Regions from separate parts of the Homo sapiens genome. Here region 2 is linked to region 1. Evidence: chromatin contacts called from ENCODE Hi-C or POLR2A ChIA-PET data. All regions are on one chromosome and are shown on one strand. The core of a region is the stretch at or near the end of the contact, and the rest is flanking DNA. Distances in the headings are between cores, read along the strand shown. Region 1 holds the start of FAM98A (family with sequence similarity 98 member A). Region 2 holds the start of EHD3 (EH domain containing 3).

Region 1 (6,749 bases), core at 3,661-6,160:
CAACACACACCAGGGCCTGTTGCGGGTTAGAGGGTGAGGAGAGGGAACTCAGAGGACAGGTCAATAGGTGTAGCAAACCACCATGGCACACGTATCCCTATGTAACAAACCTGCATGTTCTACACATGTATCCCGGAACATAAAGTTAAAAAAAAAAAAAAAAAAAAAAAAATTATATATATATATATACACACACACACACACACACACACATACATACACACATATATATATACACACATATATATACACATATATATATACACACATATATATACACATATATATATACACACATATATATACACATATATATATACACACACACACACACACACTAGCATGCAAGAAGGTGAGCTCTTCAAAACGTGATTATGTGGAAAAAAAGGAATTATATGTATAGCTCTCCATAAGGGTGGGTTAACAGGTGAGTATTTTCCTTGGTCTCCTATTATAGGTTTACCTACAGCAGGAAGGAACCAGATGGTAGAGTGGTAGGTTCCAAGCTTTTGCCTCTTTTGCAGTGTCGACAAACTAGTGCAACAGTGGAAACAAAATTGGTAAATGCAGAACAGCTCTCAGATCCATAAATTTGATTGTCCTGGATCTCACTGTGATGTATCTAACGATGCATTCTTATGATAAACAAAATGTCTTAACAAAGTGTTCTCTTTCTCCCCAAGCATAACAGAATAATAATGCATTTACTCTACATGCTATAGATGCTTCTAGAATCTGGTAATCCTAAAAGAAAAATATCCCAGTATCTAGTTCTAGCCATCAATCTAGGATCTTACATTTAACATCTTACAAAATATAGGAAGTTCATACATTCTATGCTTGTGGTCTCCATTTCTCTGTATCCCAGTAATAGGGTCTTTTCAGCATCCACGAATTTTTAAGTTACATGACTTTATTCTGGTATTTCAACTTCTGAATCACCTCTAAAAACAACGGACGGAAAAAAAATCTTGGCTTCTTTACAAATTTTTTACATTTACAAAAACTTGCAACTTTCAGCTTTAGTATTGATAATGTTCAGTTGACAATACCTCAATGTTATTTTTATACTTTGTACCTAAAAGTGAATGTTTACTTACTGTTAGTTGCTTGCACGTTTTCCTCTAGTTTACAGAGCACTCTTAATTCAGACACCAGCCAAGCACAGAGTTTGGTAAACTCGGGGGAACTGGCTCCAGCAGAGACTGCCTGAGAGAGCGCTCCATCTTCCAACAATGGGCCCTTGTAACTGGTGAGCAAGAAATTACATTTCAGAAGAAAATACAATCATACCTAATATATTACAGATAAAACATATCTATGTCTTATTTATATAAGCAATAATTTAATAAAGATAAGTTAGTACTTATCTTTATTTTAAATGGACAAATATAAACATAATTTAGAACTATACTGAACCATTACAAAAAGCAGCTAAATGGTAGCTGCATTTCAACCTTTCAAAATGTAGGTGAATATCTAACAGAATTGCATATACTACTAAATTATGTCAACTTCTGTACATTTACTAAAAGCTTCCATTGTAAAAAGATTTATTTTCTTACTGTAATTGAATTGAGTATTAAAAGCAAATTAACAAGTAATAGCTAATTATACTGTAACTTATTTCAGAAATAAAACTTAGGTTATCTTTTCTAAAAATTTTCCAGAAAACAACTAGATTATGTTTTTATTTTGAGATGAGGTCTTGCACTGTCACATAGGCTGAAGTGCAGTGAAGGCACAAGCCACCAAACCTGGCTTTTTTTTTATTTTTTATAAAATAGCCAGGGGTCTTACTATGTTGCCCAGGCTTAGTTAGGTTTTTAATGACTTCCTTTAAAAGTAAAAACTTTCCAGTTAACCATTTATATCATTTTTATAAATTTAATGCCAGTTAAGACTAGTAAGACATTCTAGTACCAAAGAAACGTCAGGTTAGGTTAATAAATATTGGCAGTTAATGAACTGGCGCATCTGAATCCTAATCCTTTGTAAGTGATTCCAATATAATTTTAAAAAATTTAAAAATGTTCAAACATTCATAAAAGATGACAGTCATAATGAACTCCAATCACCAATATTCTAAAATATAAGATTTCTGTCACTCCAAGTAATCTTAAATACATATTATTCAGATTGCTTTACATTCTCTTAAATATTGATAATAATGCTTACTTAAGATGATACAATAAATATGCTTAAGATAATATAATGTTTAGGCCAGGCGTGGTGGCTCACGCCTGTAATCCCAGCACTTTGGGAGGCCGAGGCAGGTGGATCACGAGGTCAGGAGACCAAGACGATCCTGGCTAACACGATGAAACCCCATCTCTAATAAAAATACAAAAAAATTAACCAGGCATGGTGGAGGGCGCCTGTAGTCTCAGCTACTCAGGAGGCTGAGGCAGGAGAATGGCTTGAATCCAGGAGGCAGAGCTTGCAGTTAGCCGAGATCGCACTACTGCACTCCAGCCTGGGCGACAGAGCAAGACTCCGTATCAAAAAAAAAAAAAAAAAAAGATAATATAATGTTGAGAACTACAGGTATGTTAGAGAAATGACAGTTCTCAAACCCTTTAAAATATGATTATAGGTTTATACAGTATATGCAACAAAATGAAAACAAATCATACATAAAAAAATGAGATCACATGTAGTCTGGCATCTAGATTTATAAACTATGTATTATTAGACACTGAAATCAAAAGACTAGGCCTAGAAGTTTCTCCTTGAGTTTCACATTTAGACTTCATTAGTTTATTCAACAAGTAGTTACTGAATTCCTACTGTGTGCCAGGTAAGAGATAAAAGATGACTATTTGCCAGGATCAGTGGCATACACCTGTAGTCCCAGCTACTCCGGAGCCTGAAGTGGGAGGATCGCTTGAGGCTAGGAGTTCGAGACCAGCCTGGTCACCAGAGCAAGACCTCATCTCTTAATAAATAAATAAATAGAAAAGGTAGTCATTTAATTCTAATATTTCTCAGTTAATCCTTTAAAAGTACATTTCAGTTAATTAAGGCTGACTTTTAATATTTGAATGCCACCAAACTAAGTAGTTAAGGTTAAAATTTATAACAGTTTTCAGAAAATCCATGGTTTACATTACACTCTATGTCAAGTAGTTATGTGATTACAATTACTACAGTAACAATTACTTGTACAGTACCCAAAAGAATAAAAAGTTAAAAAAAGGAGGGGGAAAAAAAAAGACAATAATGGGAAGAAACAGCATCCGTGGCCAATTCTTAAGTGACCACTATCCATGCAGAAAGACTACATTTAATAAGGTCTACCCCCTTCCTTTCATTCCACTCATTCCACTACAGTACTATAGTGTCATTTATTCCAGAAAGAAGCTTCTAGGATTTCATTTCCTTTCCCAGTAAAGGGACCCTCCTCAGGGCTCCTCACAGCATATTTTCCCAGTATCCTGTGAACCCCTCTTCCACCTCACCTTGTACTCTAAGGGCCTAACACTGCCACAAAGAAACTGTTCCTAAAAAAGTCCTAATGAATGAATGGTTTCATGTGTGAACAAGCGATTCAGTCTGAGATGTCAACTAAAGAGACTATTTTGCTGAATGACTTTAACATATGCCCTAATGAAAGAAAGAAGCCCCCTAAAGTCTGGAATATTTATAAAAATTCAGAGCAAGTTTCCAAGAAAAGAACAATAGTATTTCACTGTGACAAAGACAGATGATAAGCAAGACTACTTCGTTCCTAAAAATTTCTACTAGGGTAGTAAATTATTCAAATAGGCAGACTTTGGGAATCCTCAAGGTGTTTTTTCCTAAAGAAAGGTTTCTCTCAAAGGTTTCCTTGTCATGGAAAAACCTAAGAGAAAATTTTGATAAAGAACTTGTTACTTAGAAATACAGCTAGCTAAATCTGTACTTTGTTTTGATACCGTACCTGTAGGTAAGTATCTAACCATACAATTTGTTTCTGGAACCACATTTAGCCCAAGAGGGTCCACGTTCTCAAGTTTAATAGAGTACACTGATCTGGGTGACCCAGTGAGATAACAAACCCTATTTCCAGCTTCTAGATACTGATGAATTATGGTTGAATAAATATCAGGAGAAGGAGAGACACAATGCAAAACAAATACGCAGGTTCTTCGTGGGTGAAGACGACCCTGGTCTAATGGGGCTCAACGAGGCAGAGTATCACAGAGTCAAAGCAAACTGCTGGTGGTTCCCAGGGACGTGGTGATAGGTTAGATGCACAAGCGAGCTGGCCAGCGGAACAGATGCAGCGCCCATACAAGTGGCTTAGCGAAGCCTGGGTGCATGCAGAGATGACTGGGCAAAGGAGAAATTTTGAGAGAAGTGGGGTGGGGTAGGAGGAGGGGCTCAAGATGGGAGTAGGAAATTTGGAGAACAAGTAGGAAAGCAGAATCAACTTTGGCAACCTTTAGAGTTGAGGGGTTAAGGGGTAGGGCAGGAGGATGAAGCGAGGAGAGAAGCTCGGGGAGTGGGGGTGGCGAAAATCAGAGCCCAGACAATGACACGCATGACTGACAAACGCTGCGGGTAGCTCGCCTGCAGGGAGCACTGGGCAGGCCTAGGGGTGTTGGGATTGGAGGACCCCGAGCTAGCAGTGCAGACAGTGGACGTGGCATTGGGGGTGCCGGGGCCAAAGGGAAGCGACAGCCAGGAGCCACGGGGTGCGGCGTGGAGAGGCAGGTGTCTCAGACTGGGGCGCAGGAGGTGTTCCCAGGGGGCCGGCAGCGTGGGGCTTGGGAGACCCGTGCCCTGACAATCTTACCCTAGATCTTCCAACGACTCCAAGATGTCAGTCTCCATGAGGTCACACTCCATGCTACTGTGGTATTCAAATTTCCGAGTCGTCAGGCTCCCCTCTTCGCCGGCAACGCGTACACTCGCGCATGCGCGACTTCCCCGGAACTTCCAAATCCACAGCTGGCGCCTCAGCTCCCGCACTGCGCATGTCCGGAGCGTGCGCAAGAAACTTGGTCCCACTGACCGCCCCACCCCTGCCCACTAAAGAATTACAGGGCCCGCAGTTTTGCACATGCGCGTTACTGGATCGTGAAGCTAGCCGCCCAGAGAAGGGTAGGAGGACCGGCTGCGTGGCAGCTGGGCGTGGGGACCACGCGAAGGGGAGCGCTCTCGGCTCTCGTTATTGGGTGTACGCATGTGCGAATGTAGGGGGCGCGGCGGGCCGGGAAGGAGCTTGGAAGAGTCTCGGGACGCGGGTGGAGTCGGCTGTTAAACCGAGTCTCTGCATCCCAGACAGGAGATCGGGTGGCTCTTCGTAGGGTGCCGGCATGTGCTAGCCTTAGCTTGCAGGTCATGTAGAAAGGGAGAATTCTTGCGCTCCCGTCTTCAGGACGCGGGTGCGGGCCAAGTGCAGACGGCAGATAGCGTGCCATTTGATTTCCTCGTGGCTGCAGTAGCTTTATTTCAGGGTTAGGGATGAGCCAACTTTCCGCAGACTATGGATGTTCAGAAAGTTGGGTCGTTTTCCCTCATGCATTCTCTACCTGATGTCTAAAGCCCTTCCCAGACACTAAGCATGTTATTTTAAGGAGAAGGGGAGCTTCACTCCATAGCAAATAGAATAGAATATTTTTAAATCCACGTAGTTTAGACAGTGAATAAACTTTTTGGCTGTACTGTCATTACTTTTGACATTATTTGCCCGGGTGAAACATTGAGTTCACGATGTGGATGTGTTGTGATATCTTGGCAGTTACTGAGGGTGTGTTTAGAAATTACTGAAAAATCAGAAATGTTTTCAAAGTGATGGCATATTTAGAAAACTATATTTAACCATAAGTTGGCGTACTGTTAAATCGTGTAGGCATTTAATTAAAGAGTTTTCATATTGATACCTGTTGATTTTATTCTATAGTTCTCAAGCATTTTTGTGTCTGATGGATAGATGTTCCTATCCTTAGTAGTACCTTTTTCTTTTCTTTCTTTTTTTTTTTTTTTTTTTATGAGACGGAGTCTTGCTCTGTCGCTCAGGCTGGAGTGCAGTGGTGCGATCTCGGCTCACTGCAAGCTCCGCCTCCCGGGTTCACGCCATTATTCTGCCTCAGCCTCCCAAGTAGCTGGGACCACAGGCGTTCACCACCACACCCAGCTAATTTTTTGTATTTTTAGTAGAGACGGGGTTTCACCATGTTAGCCAGGATGGTCTCGATCTCCTGACCTTGTGGTCCGCCCACCTTGGCCTCCCAAAGTGCTGGGATTACAGGCGTGAGCCACCGCGCCCGGCCAGTAGTACCTTTTTCAGTTTCCTTATTTTGCATCATCTGAAGTGGGGGTAGGTTTTCTGCACTTACCATGGGCACTTGATATGGCCCATTATGATGCAGTCACCATAAGGCTGTGTGAATATTAGTCACATTCTACAGATGAGGACACTAAGGCTGAGTGGCTTAATAATCTTCAGCGATCTTAATGCCTGTAAGTATGAAACTAGATTTTGAGATTGAGGTATATCTAAATCCATATTCCTTCTTTTTTGACTAGTCAAATAAGGATTTATACGCAGGATGTGAAAAGAGGAAAATTTAGCTAGTTGAATTTGTTTAAACTTGTATATATTGTACATAATTACCTTATAATAATTGAATAATTATTTTCCTCATAGGGTTGTTGAAGGTGCTAAACAAAAAGTCATGCCTAATACAAAAATCAATTTTGAAAGAAAAAGGGTTTCATTCTTGACTCACTTTTGATGTAAGCTGTGTTCAATATTGAAC
Region 2 (6,114 bases), core at 1,970-4,469, 2.4 Mb before region 1:
CTGTATATGTCAGGCTTCCAAATTTCCTGGCTATTTACTGTGTTGTTATTCTGTTGGTCTCTGTGCCAAAACCATATTAACCACTGTAACTCCATAACAATGTCCACTAGGGCAAGTCCTCTTCGCTTAGTTGTTGCCATTGCTATGTTACTGTTGTCCTCTTCTCTTCTCTGTTCTCCTTTTTCTGCCCTCCTTCCCCTTCCACCTCTCCCTCTCCTCCTCCTTATTCTTCTTATCTTCTTTCTTCTCCTGGAATATCTAAGCTTTTTTTTACTATTGCTCTATAAGTTATACATTTTAGAATCACCTTGTCAATTTCCATGGAAAACCTTATTTAGATTTTGATTTCAATCATATCTCTCAATTATTGAATTTATCAATCATGTTGTAAAGAATTCACATGTTTGTGACAAGGAATCCTTCCACAATGGAACATGGCATGTCTCTCCCATTTACTTAGAACTTCTTTAACATCTTTCTATAAAGTTTTATTATTTTTCACATAAAGATCTTGCATATCTTTTGTCAGATTTATCCGTAAGTTTTTGTTCTTTTGAACACAGTATCTTTTTTGAATATTATCTTTCATGACCTTTTATTGCTAGTCTATAGAAATGCTCCATTAGTTCCTTTTTTAAACAGATAGATTTCAACTACTCAAGACTGAGACGGGAGTAGATGTGTCAACACGCACTTGGTAAATTAGATATTCGGAACAGACATTCAGCAGTAGACAATGGCATGGCCGTACTGATTACAAAATTCTTGAAATACTTCCATAATGGGGCCCCTTGATTTCTTTCCTGTCACGCTGGCCATACTGACCTCTCTCCGGGGACAGGCTCAGATCTCTCCAAGGTCCAGACGCCACTGTATTAACACCAGGCGTGGCACGGGGCCGCAAGCCTTGCTCCACTAGGAAGGCCAGTGTCTGTTCCGGGTGTTTGATTCTCATGCCTTGTGAGTTGTTAAATATCTTTAATATTACTCCTTAGGTTCGTATGTTGGTAGTAGCTAAACACCAAGGGTGAAATATTAATCTGAGTGAATTCTCAACAAGAGATGATCAGTTTTGGGGTTCAAGGAGGGAGTCGGGAGATCTGAGATGTAACTAAGGAGATTCTATTCAGCACTGGCCTCTGATAATCCCCCCTCCCCTGAAATCCCTGCAGCTTCACCACACTCCTCTTGAAGCTCCTGCAGGCACTTCAAACGCAACACGTTTTAGATTGAACACATTATCTCTGTCTGCTAAATCAGCTCTCTCTCTGCCTCCCCTAATTAGTGGAAGAGCTTCTCCAATGATCTTATCCCCTATGGTAGAAAATTCAAAATCATCCTAGACTGTGCCTCACCCTTATGTCCTCTTTTTTTTATCACATACCAAGATCTGACAATTCTATTCCATGAAAAAAATCTTTTGAGTCTGACCTCTTCTCCAATCCCATTGCAGCTGTCTCCTAAGTTTTGGAATAGTTTCCTAAATGGTCTCTTGGCCTCTGTATTCGTCTGTTTTCACACTGCTGTGAAGAAATACCTAAGACTGGGTAATTTATAAAGGAAAAAGGTTTAATTAACTCACAGTTCTGCATGCCTAGAGAGGCCTCAGGAAACTTACAGTCATGGCATAAAGGGAAGCAAACACGTCCTTCATAAGGCGGCAGGAGAGAGAAGTATGAGGAACCAAGTGGGAAGAGCCCCTTATAAAACCATCAGCTCTCACGAGAACTCACTCACTATCATGAGAACAGCATGAATGAAACTGTCCCTATGATCCAATCTCCTCCCACCAGCTCTCTCCCTAAACGCATGGGGATTATGGGGATTACAATTAGAGATGAGATTTATGCGGGGACACAAAGCAAAACCATATCAACCCCCAACCTCTTTTGCCCCTCCAACACTGCTCTTGGCATTCCAGTTCCTGCCTGGTCCATAGCCTACTCCTTCTTCATCTGTGGAAGGGAGGGTAGTGGGAGTCATTAGCCTGGGCAGGGAGGAGTGTTTTATCACTACACTGTTTAGAATGGTGCCAATACAAAGCACATCAACTTTCAGCAAGTTTATTATTGGGTTTAAATTCTCTACACACGATGCACTGCTTTTGCCTACACCTGGACAGTGTTCCCACTCACTCTCCTTAGTATGATGCTGGAGATAATATGATCTGCCATGAAGGTTAAATAAAGCAATGTTCACTGAGAACTTAGCCCAGGCCCCTGCACATGCTGAGCATTTTGTTAATGTAACAATGATTAGTAATAGCATTGCTATTGGTTCCCCATCTCTGGCAAAGCCTTTCATGCTTGGCCTCCCTCACTCTCTTTCACCTTCCTAAACCCTACACTCCAGCTATGCCAAACTGTTTACTCTGCCTTGGACACACCAAGTTCCTCAAGCCTTTGCAAATACTCCTTACGCTCCTAGAACAATGGATGTCAATTCATCATTTAGGATCCAGCTTACAGTCATGCTTTCCATGAAGCCTTCCTCAAATTAGCCACACAAAAGGAGTGACTCCTCCCTGTATTCCCATGACCCTCTGCTCATGCCTCCTCTTTAAAGCCTGCCTTCACTGGAGTTCCTGGAAGGGAGAGTCTGTTCAGCACTCATCTCTGTATCCACAGTCACCAAAATTGTAACTGCCCCATAATAAATTCCCAATACTTGCAGGGATTTTGCTTCTTGGCTTGTTTTGTTTTGCTGGAATGAATGAATAAGTAAATGGGAACGATTTTGACTTCACCCTAAGCCTAGCTAAAAGTTTGGGTAGTGACAGTTTTGGTTATTTTGTGTAACCTGATAGTGGATCCCCTTTCTATGCCAAAAAAAAAAAAAATCCCCCAATACTAGAGTACCTGTTTTCCTAGGGAATTGACCTCAGCAACTGAAGGAGAGGCGATTCAAAGCAGGGAGTGTGATGAATAGGTCAACTCTGTCCTCGCAGCCGTCCCTGAGAGGGCGCTGTTCCCAAATCGAAGCCCCAGAGGCGGAGACTGAGACACCGGCACTCTCCCACTGGACTGGGTCAGCATCCCTCTCCCCGCGCGGCCGCAGGTCTAGAGCTGAGCGCCTGCCCACAAACATGGCGGCGCCCTGCGCGGCTTCCCGTCGCCGCAACCGTGGGGCCGGCCCTGCCTTGCCAGTACTAGGGGACTTCCTCTGCGCGCCGGCTTCCTGCCCAGCTGGCATTTAAACCACCGCCTGGGGCTGCAGGATGCTGCTGCGGATGCAGAGCTGTCCGCGGGCTGGGCAGCGTCGCCGTCTCCCCTGAGCCGCCTCGGTCCGGCAGGAGCGGAGCCGAAGCATCCCTTGCTGCACGCAGGGCAGAGCAGGCGAGGGCTGGGGGCCGATCGGGGACCCCGGCTTGGGACCCCGGCATCTGGCAGTTTCCTTGCAGGTTCAACTTTAATTGCCAAGATTTCACCCCTCCTCCTCAAGCCCAGATTATTTATCCTCCCTCCGGCCTGGGCTGCTGGATGCAGCAGCGGCTGGGCTTGGTCCCAGGAGCAGGGAGAGTGCGCTCCCGGCCCTCCTAGCCGCGTGCCCGGGCCATGGTGCGGCTGAGCCCCGCGCTTGGGTGAGGCGGCGGCGCGGCTCGGAGCCCGGCGGACCGGTCCTACGGGACATCTTCCCCTGAGGAGGAGTCTTCCCCTGGGGCTGCGTGCCGGGGGCGAGCGGCGGCCGCGATGTTCAGCTGGCTGGGTACGGACGACCGCCGGAGGAAGGACCCCGAGGTTTTCCAGACGGTGAGTGAGGGGCTCAAGAAACTCTACAAGAGCAAGCTGCTGCCCTTGGAAGAGCATTACCGCTTCCACGAGTTCCACTCGCCCGCCCTGGAGGATGCCGACTTCGACAACAAGCCCATGGTTCTGCTGGTGGGCCAGTACTCCACTGGGAAGACCACCTTCATCAGGTGAGCCGGCCCAGGGTCCTGGCAGCCCACCCCGGAGCCCAGCGCCTAGTCCCTCCGGTCACTCCTGGTGCTCCATCCCAGACAGGGGACCAATGGGAAGCCTTCAGTTGAGGGCTCTGAAGAGATCTGTGTTTGTGCAGGCGTCAAAATCTTACCCCACAATTTTTGCTGGTCCCCCTTCCCATCCTACCCAATACCTGTCCACTCTACTTGGCCCTTGGCTGTGGTGGTCAACCTGAAGTATTCAAGTGTAAAGCCATTCCCAGTCTCCCCATCTTATGGATGATGAAACCGAGGCCCAGGAGGCACAATGGAAGAGCTCCTGGTCTCTGGAGCGCCTTATGTTGGTGGGGATGTCTTACGTCTTCACTTTTTAGCAACACATCATTCACGGGCAAAACCTCTTCCCTTGTTTTTCAAGGGGCTTGGCACTCACATGGGGGCCTCACAGTTGCAGCTGAGTTCTGATGGGTGCGGGCCTGGGAACGGAGGTGGCCTGGGGATGCTACTTGTCCTCCTTTTATCATTTCCTTCTCTAAAGCAGAGCTCCTGTGTATATATCTTGGAGACTCAACAGAAGCTGAGTCCAGAAGCAGAATGCTTTTTTTTTCCCCTTTCTCTTATTTGATCTTAATGGCTTAATAATAATATTAAAGACGCTTAGAGATGGAAGGGATATTGGCATTGTCTCATCCAGTTGCTGAGTTTGCAGGTGAGATAACCGAGGCGCAGAGAAGTTAAATGAATTGTGCAGAGCCATCTAAAGAGTGGGCAGCAGACCTGGGATGTTAAGTCCTAGATGCATGTGAGGAGATGCTTGGCTAAACGCCTGTAACTCTGAGAATGAGTCATCCATTCCCTTCAATTACAGAATCCTTGGGCTGGAGGGAGGCTCAAGAAGTCAATTTGTTCACCCTGCATTCAGAGAAGTCCACCAGAGGCCCTTCTTATCTTTAGAGAACAGGCTTCACTCCAGTCCTCAATCTTCCCAACTTCAAGGCCAGCCATTTTCTTGGCCCCTTTTATAGCCATTCCAAATTGTTGAGAATGCTGTGGCCCTCTGTCTTAAGACTCAGGCTCCCACAGCTTGAGAATGGAGTTTGGTGGCCCCCCAAAGTCAAGTGTGCTCATCTCCTGCAGAGGGTTTGGAAAGCAGGGGTACCCTTATTCCTATTCCTTGGCTGTTTGAGCATCCACAGCATGTGAAATGCTGTGCTTTGTTTGGTGAGGAGTGCAGAAAAGTTAACAGTCTAGTTACTAATTTTCTAGGTACTAATTTTCTCTAACATCCACCTTGTAACGCCAGCCTTCTGGAAGTAGCACCATGCTAATAGGTCATGTCTAAACACAACACCACATTGAGTTTGTCCTTGTGGAGTGCACAGCCTAGGGCTCAGCAGCTTTAAGAGGCCAAGTGATTTCTGAAGGAGTTTGGGAGGTGATGGGCCTGTTGGCTCTTGTATGTTTTATATTGATAGAACTGCAAGAGGCCTTAGAGATTAAACTAATCCATTGCTTCTTAACTTTCTATCTTTAGAAAAATGTACGTACATCCCAAATTTGCATATAATGTTGGGGGTCCAAGGGCCTTCTTTGGACTTTAGGGTGGGAACCCCTGATCTAAGCCATGCTTCTTGTTTTATTAAGCACCCATTGCTGCCAAAGGCACTTCAGAGCTGCCTGGGTTGCCTGCAGAGTTTCCTTTGTGAGCCCTGGCCTCCACTTGGCCCATTCATGCCTCAGGGGAAGTTCAGGCCATTTGCAGATGGCCCTTGCCCTCTCAGCCTTCCCTGGCTCTCTACACATATGGTATTTATAACCTTTCATACATTATCTGTAGCTTCTCCTTCCTGGTGTACAATCATTGACAAGACAACATCCATGCCTTAGCATCTCTGGGGCCTTGCCCAGGGTCTCGGCTATAGGAGGTTCCCAGTAGACATTTTGCAGAATGGGAGGGAAGATGGGGAGAGGTGAGGATCCCCAAGCAGCAGACAGGTTTGAGCGCCTTTTGTCTGAGACACTCTCCCGGCTTTGCCTAAGTCATCACTGGCTGTTAACTGGGTCTAAGAAAGTGGCAGAGTCAAATTGCCACAGATGATTCCTCATCTGAGGGAGACAGTAAGACCGGGAGAGGCAGATCGCTCTTCTTTCTTATCCTCCATGTGCAGTAGTTCCCTCTCCCCACTCATGTCAGC

What was found. A loop is a pair of places that touch in the nucleus more often than their neighbours do. ChIA-PET counts read pairs that join two places held with the same protein, here RNA polymerase II (POLR2A). Pooled maps may share reads with other maps.
Region 2: a map of naive thymus-derived CD4-positive, alpha-beta T cell shows a loop between it and region 1 (22-fold over the local background). The contact joins the promoter of EHD3 here to the promoter of FAM98A in region 1. A Hi-C loop is called at or near these places in 1 of 168 maps with a recorded cell type or tissue (naive thymus-derived CD4-positive, alpha-beta T cell) and 7 of 50 pooled maps. POLR2A ChIA-PET finds 5 or more read pairs at or near these places in 1 of 52 experiments (CD4-positive, alpha-beta memory T cell).

Annotation. Positions count from the first base shown.
Region 1 is chr2:33,594,389-33,601,137 of GRCh38, forward strand. FAM98A (family with sequence similarity 98 member A) reads right to left here and starts at 4,911. Exons shown (of 8, transcript NM_015475.5): 1 at 4,781-4,911; 2 at 1,101-1,249. The coding sequence starts at 4,833. LOC105374455 (a long non-coding RNA gene) reads left to right here and starts at 4,957. Exons shown (of 3, transcript XR_939942.3): 1 at 4,957-6,450. RefSeq lists enhancers at 4,165-4,354, 4,905-4,974, 5,005-5,054, 5,195-5,424.
Region 2 is chr2:31,230,933-31,237,046 of GRCh38, forward strand. It overlaps EHD3 (EH domain containing 3), which reads left to right and starts at 3,220. Exons shown (of 6, transcript NM_014600.3): 1 at 3,220-3,916. The coding sequence starts at 3,690. It also overlaps a transcript of CAPN14 not described here.